2 separate regions of the Homo sapiens genome follow, and region 2 is linked to region 1. A link is an interaction called in ENCODE POLR2A ChIA-PET data of the cell type or tissue named here. Cell type or tissue: A673. All regions are shown on one strand. Links, peaks and the distances in the headings refer to the core of each region. The heading gives the core; the rest is flanking DNA. Region 1 has its middle 20 kb from the start of SVIL-AS1. Region 2 overlaps SVIL (supervillin).

Evidence for each region. ChIA-PET counts read pairs that join two places held together with the same protein. Peaks named below come from ENCODE experiments on the same cell type or tissue, not always from the same donor. Only the 100,000 strongest peaks of a DNase experiment are listed, where the experiment ranks them.
Region 2: POLR2A ChIA-PET joins it to region 1 with 6 read pairs; 2 of 35 experiments call an interaction of 5 or more read pairs at or near these places.

What each region holds. Positions count from the first base shown.
Region 1 is chr10:29,387,592-29,390,503 of GRCh38, forward strand. No RefSeq gene overlaps it. Among named protein-coding and RNA genes, the nearest start is that of SVIL-AS1, 20 kb to the right of the region's middle. In A673, for the core only: no CTCF peak of the experiment used is centred there; no DNase peak of the experiment used is centred there.
Region 2 is chr10:29,477,478-29,480,389 of GRCh38, forward strand. All of the region lies in intron 29 of SVIL (supervillin), which reads right to left. The region is part of intron 2 of SVIL-AS1 (SVIL antisense RNA 1); the gene reads left to right. Among named protein-coding and RNA genes, the nearest start is that of MIR604, 66 kb to the right of the region's middle. RefSeq lists enhancers at 39-538, 1,406-1,937. In A673, for the core only: no CTCF peak of the experiment used is centred there; no DNase peak of the experiment used is centred there; H3K27ac peaks cover 1,124 bases.

The DNA of each region.
Region 1 (2,912 bases), core at 239-2,738:
AAGTGCCAGCCTGCAGCCCAGTAACACAGAGCTTGGGCTGCCCGAGGCCACTTTACCAGAGAGAGAGACCTCAAGTGCAGAACTTGGTGACAGAGCACTGAGGCCAAATGGCTCTTGGGACTGATACCCAAACAAAAAGAAGGCAGACCTCACATCTCAGTTCAGTCACCACTGACGCAACCCAGCACCCGACAGCACCAGGGGCATCTGACAAACGCAGAAGCCAAAACCCAAATGACAGACATTCAGAGGGATGAATTCCTGCTGGCAACTTGTGCACCGAAAACATCAGAAATATGCAGCTCGGAAAAAAAAAAAGGTGATTGACAGTACAAAGTGTCTACATTTGCAAATTATTTTTTTAAGTTAGCATCTTTTGTAAAAACATAAACTCATCGGGTTAGAATGGACCTCAAGAAATCACCTGGTCTAATGTCTAATTCTTACCTCCAGAAGGAGCAGCTCTTAAGCCATGCCAAGCAAAACAAAACAAGACCAACAAAACCACCTGCCCCTTCCTTTTCATCGAGTTTCTAGAGGAGATTTAACCAGGAACCACTGCTTTTTTCCCTTCACCATTAGGACATTTTTGTTGATGTCTGACTGTAGATTAAAACAGACCTGGATTAGAATTCATACTTCTCCATGTACAGGCTATGCACACTTAAGCACTGCCTAACTCTCAGAGCCGCACTTTCTCTATTTGTAAAATGAATATCAGAATATGCACCAATTAGAGGTGCTGCAAGGCTTGAATAAAGAATGTGTAAACAGGCTGGGCACAGTGGCTCATGCCTATAATCCCAGCACTTTGGGAGGCCAAGGTGGGCAGATCACTTGAGCTCAGGAGTTCAAGACCAGCCTGGTCAACATGACAAAACTCTGTCTCTACTAAAAATACAAAAATTAGGCAGGGCACAGTGGCTCACACCTGTAATCCTAGCACTTTGGGAGGCTGAGGCAGGTGGATCACCTGAGGTTAGGAGTTCAAGACCAGCCTGGCCAACATGGGTGAAACCCCATCTCTACTAAAAATACCAAAATTAGCTGGGCGTGGTGGTGGGCACCTGTAATGCCAGCTACTCAGGAGGCTGAGGAAGGAGAATCGCTTGAACCCGGGAGGCAGAGGTTGCAGTGAGCTGAGATTGTGCCACTGCACTCCAGCCTGGGTGACAGAGCAAGACTCCATCTCAAAAATAAAGAAATAAATGAATCAATAAAAATACAAAAATTTGCCAAGCGTGGTGGCGCATGCCTGTAATTCCAGCTTCTCGGGAGGCTGAGGCATGAGAATCACCTGAACCCAGGAAGCTGAGGTTGCAGTGGGCCGAGATCACACCACTGCACTCCAGCCTGGGTGACAGAGTGAGACTCTGTCTCAAAAAAGAAAAAAAAAATGCGTGTGTGTGTGTGTGTGTGTGTCTGTGTGTGTGTGTGTGTTTAAACGGCTATACATGATGGTTGGCCACCAACAATAGCCATACTAATGCAGATGTTTTGAAGACATTTTTGAATGTTACTGAGTGGGGATCCTGCCAGCATCTAATGGGCAGAGGTCAGGGATGCTGCTACACATTTTACAAGACACAGACTTACCAGCACCCTGTGAGAAAGAACTATCCAGCACCAGGTTGAGACACCTGCCTAGAAATGCCATGTCATAAGTTAGCCGGCGGAAGGATGCTAAACCCCTCTAGGGTCTAGTACAAGGTTGAAGGGACCCTAGCTGTTGAAAGCAGAGGGCATGTACTCCATGTCACACATTTTTGGCAAGTCTCACAAAGTTTTTGGCTTCAAGAAAGTCTGAAATTAAAATATTCTCATTTATTCCCACAGCCCCTGGGTTTCACCTTCAAGGCATCAAGATTTGCTGATAGCTGATTATTCCTCTACAGAGTTTCTTTGTGATGCATCTACTTATAACTTCCTTGGGAGACTTAAGAGTTGCATAGGAATTCTAGGGGCTGACTGCCTCTTCCACTGTGACTGTAAGCTAGAACCACCAGTCTGGTTTATATAACAGCCTAGAAAGAATGCTGTTCTGGGACTCAAGAGAAAGTCACTTGGTGTTTCTGGCCTTGGTTTGCTCACCTGTAAGATGGGCTGGTACAGTGGATGATCCCTAAGCTCCCGCCGTCGTGCCCTGATTCTGAGATAGCATTATCAGGGAATCTGTATGGACTCATGCAACTGTTCTCCTGGGATCACAAGGGTTGTGTGTCTCCCCTTCTCATCTTAAAATGAAATCTTGGAAATCTTCAGTATAAAATTCATATTGGTGTTTTCCTGACCATAAATATAATGCTCCTTACTCAGGAGAAGGGAGGACTGGGGAAAACTTGAGGGCACCGTTTGGTTCTGGGAATGAAGAGAGCACCCAGCCCCACAAGGCAGCTCTTGCTTCCTTTAGCTGAAGTTTGAGGCAGGTGACTTGAATGCTTGTATTGTTTTGTGTTTCACAGAGACCGGTCGGGGTGAGCAGTAACCCACGCTAACAGAGCTTAGTCAAGCAACCAGTACCGGCCAACGGACAGTGAAACTGAAAGAAAACTTGCAGAGCTTTCATGGAAAGTCCATCAGTGAAAACGGCCTGGATGAATATGGTGTAAACTGTCTCCCAGGCCCTGTTTCGTTTTTCCTTAGGTGTCAGTGGGAAACTACACATTTGCCGAATCAATTTTCTCTGCTACTCAGAGAAAAGCATCCTTTGAGATTAGCAACATAAGAAGATATACATAATTAAATAAATAAATAAATAAGGAAAAACAATGCACAAGTTTCGAGGATTAGAAGGACAAAAATTAAACAAGAAAAATAAATTTAAAAAAATAAAAGAAAGAGATTAGCAGCGTGGAAGCAGATGGCACAGGGAGGAGGGGGCAGTGGCCCCCAGATGGGCTGTGGGAGCAATG
Region 2 (2,912 bases), core at 192-2,691, 90 kb after region 1:
AGCATTGGCCAAGCGGAGGCTGTACCACCTGTGCAGCTGCTGCTTTTGCTGACCCTCTCCCAGAAGTGCACCCTGAGCTCTGACTCAGTCCTGTTTGCAGGTGTGGCCCTTGTGCGCACAAGTGATAGGGGAGCCGGACTAGTGTCACCAAGGGGCCAGAGCTTCCGCGTTGGTTACGGAGTGACTGCAAGTGCCATCGGGCTGTGCTTCCCCCCTGCTGGAGGGATGGTCTGGAATCTGAATGCTCCCTGCTTTAACTTAATTCTCTAAAGCTGGGCTTTTTCTAAGTTGTAAGTCTGCTGGAAAAGATGTTGTTGGAGCTGGCTGTGAGATGTCCATTGTGTTCATTGGGAAGAAATATAGAAAGGAATCACCCGGCTCAAATCATATTTCCTAAGGGCCTCCAAGTCAATAGTCCATGAAAGTCTGAACTCTTCGCTTTATTTTTAATTAATTCACTTTAACAGTTTTACTCATTCATTCACTCACAATTACTTTTTTTTCTCATAACTAACAGCTAAAGTAAGAAAATGGCTAAATTAAACTATGTCTGGTTTTATAAAACACGATTTCCCTTTTTGCATTTTAGGAACGGGCACTACAAGTGCCTTTAGTTTGTTCTTTAAAGTTCCCAGTTCCATTACTCCAAAGGTTAAGAGATCTGCCTGCCCCGAAACACACTCAATTCCCTATTATTATTGTCTTTGGCAACCAGCATCAGAGATTAACACTGTACATGCCACCTCTGCACAAAAGCAAAAGCGTAAGTCCACGACAGTGACTCTTTGTTATTAATTGTTATTGTTATTGTTTTGGGGAGATCCACATTATCTTGTCTTCAAGTTAAAAACAGTAATTACGCTGTTCCTGCTGACAATGTCAGTGATGAGTATTTCCTGCACCTACAATGTGAACACAGGCCAGGCACCTGCTAAACGTCATATATACCTGATTATAAAGTCCTGTGAGCTGAGTACTATAATCCCTATTTTCCAGGTGAGAAAACCAAGGCTCAGACAGAGTAACTTTACCCAGCCCACACAGCTGGTAAGTGAGGGCCTGAGATTCTGAATCCCAGGCTGTAGGGTCCCAGCACCTGTGGCCTTCCCTCAAGGGACACAGCTCCTTATGAAAAAGGAAAGGAGCAGTTCCAATTGCTTGCTCATAAGAAATTAAGTAGATGAGGAATGCTGCTCCCTTTGGGAGGCTGAAGTGGGAGGATGGTTTGAGCCCAGGAGTTTGAGACCAGCCTGGGCAACATAGTGAGACCTCATCTCTTAAAAAAAAAAAGAAAAAATTAGCTTGATAATGGTGGCATATGCCTGTAGTCCCAGCTACTTGGGAGGCTGAGGCACGAGGATGGCTTGAGCCTGGGAGGTCAAGGCTGCAGTGAGCCGAGATTCTGCCATTGCACTCCAGCTTGGAAGACAGAGTGAAACCCTGTCTCAAAAAAAAAAAAAAAAAAAAAAAAAAGAACAAAAAGAGAGAAAGAAATGTCCCTCCCATTGGGGGTCCTTGTCTGACATCCCACTACTCCCTGGAAGGAGAGGCTGGAGCTGCCTGGGCCCTGGAAGATCCCCTTCCTGCTGTTTAAGAAGCCCCTGAAGTTTGGTGTGTTCAGCGGCCCAACCTCAAGTCGCCTTGCTGCTGGTTCAATGCTGACCTGCTCCAAGGTCTGGTGACTGGGATCTTCAGCCCCTCCTTGTAGCCAGACTCACAGCTGCCCACATCCTGTGCTGGAGCCCCACTCTGACTCTCTGCCCGCAGAGCGGTTTAATAGCACAGTTGGGTTTGAAAAGAGGCAGGTCTGGACTTGAGTGTCCAGCTCCACTCCCTGCTAGCTGTGTGGCTTCAGGCAGGTTCCTTGATCTTACTGTCTTGGTCCTTATCTGAAAAATTAGCACCACAACAGAAATGTCTCAGGGAGCCCAGTAGGCCCTCAGCTACAGGCAGAGTAAAGCCCCCAGCATCGTGCCCTGAGGGGGCAGGGGGACCTCTGGGCCACAGCCCGGCTCTGCACAGCACACAGCCCCACTGGCCGTGTGCTCAGCGAGGCCCACCTGCTGGCTGTTCCTGCACCTGCTTTATGTCACTGAGACAGGGTCTGAAATATTTACTTGGTCCCTACAAAGTGTCTTCCGTAGAGTAGGTGCTCAGGAAATGTTGTCAGCTGATGAATAGATGCATCTTGTATAAATCAGGAAAGAAATCCTGGTTCTGAGCCTGCAGTTTTCTGATCAGCAAACAGCTGCCTGTGCTTCCTGTGGCCCCGGGGGCAGGTGCACCTGCACAGCAAGGGGGCTGTAAAGAGGCAAAAATACTCTCTTCTGAGTTGAAATCACAAACCTGTGACCTGCATGCTCTCCTAAATGGGAAGGGGTGAGCAGCGCTGTGGAAAAGGCTCCTCCTTGGCAATGAAAGGGATGATTTCTCCAGAGTTCACCGGACTCCCCCTTTCCCCAGCACCAAGCATCCAGGTGAGTGTTTTGCAATGGGGTCCGTCACCATCAGGAACCGAGGAGAGTTTAGACTCTGCATTTACTACACCAGACCCACAAAGCACCACCCGTGCTCTCAGTCTCGGGAGAAACAGCCTCTTTCACTTTTCAAATCAATCTTCTGTGCGTGTATTTACTATAATGTTACAGCACCATTTGGTTCCAGCTTTAAATCACGAAGATATGCTGTACTTAACGACTTTAATTGAAGCAGCACACAGCCACATGGGAAATATCATTTAGAGGCCAATCATCTCTTTCCCAGAAAAGCTCTGGGGACAGGGGCAGGGGAGGGAGAGAGGGAGCTGAGAAGCCTTGATGTGCAAGTTCAATTTCTACAGGTGAACACCAGCGGCCTCGGCAATGCTAGGTTGTTAGGAATTCGGCCTTACTTCTTTTCATCTCTGTAGTTTA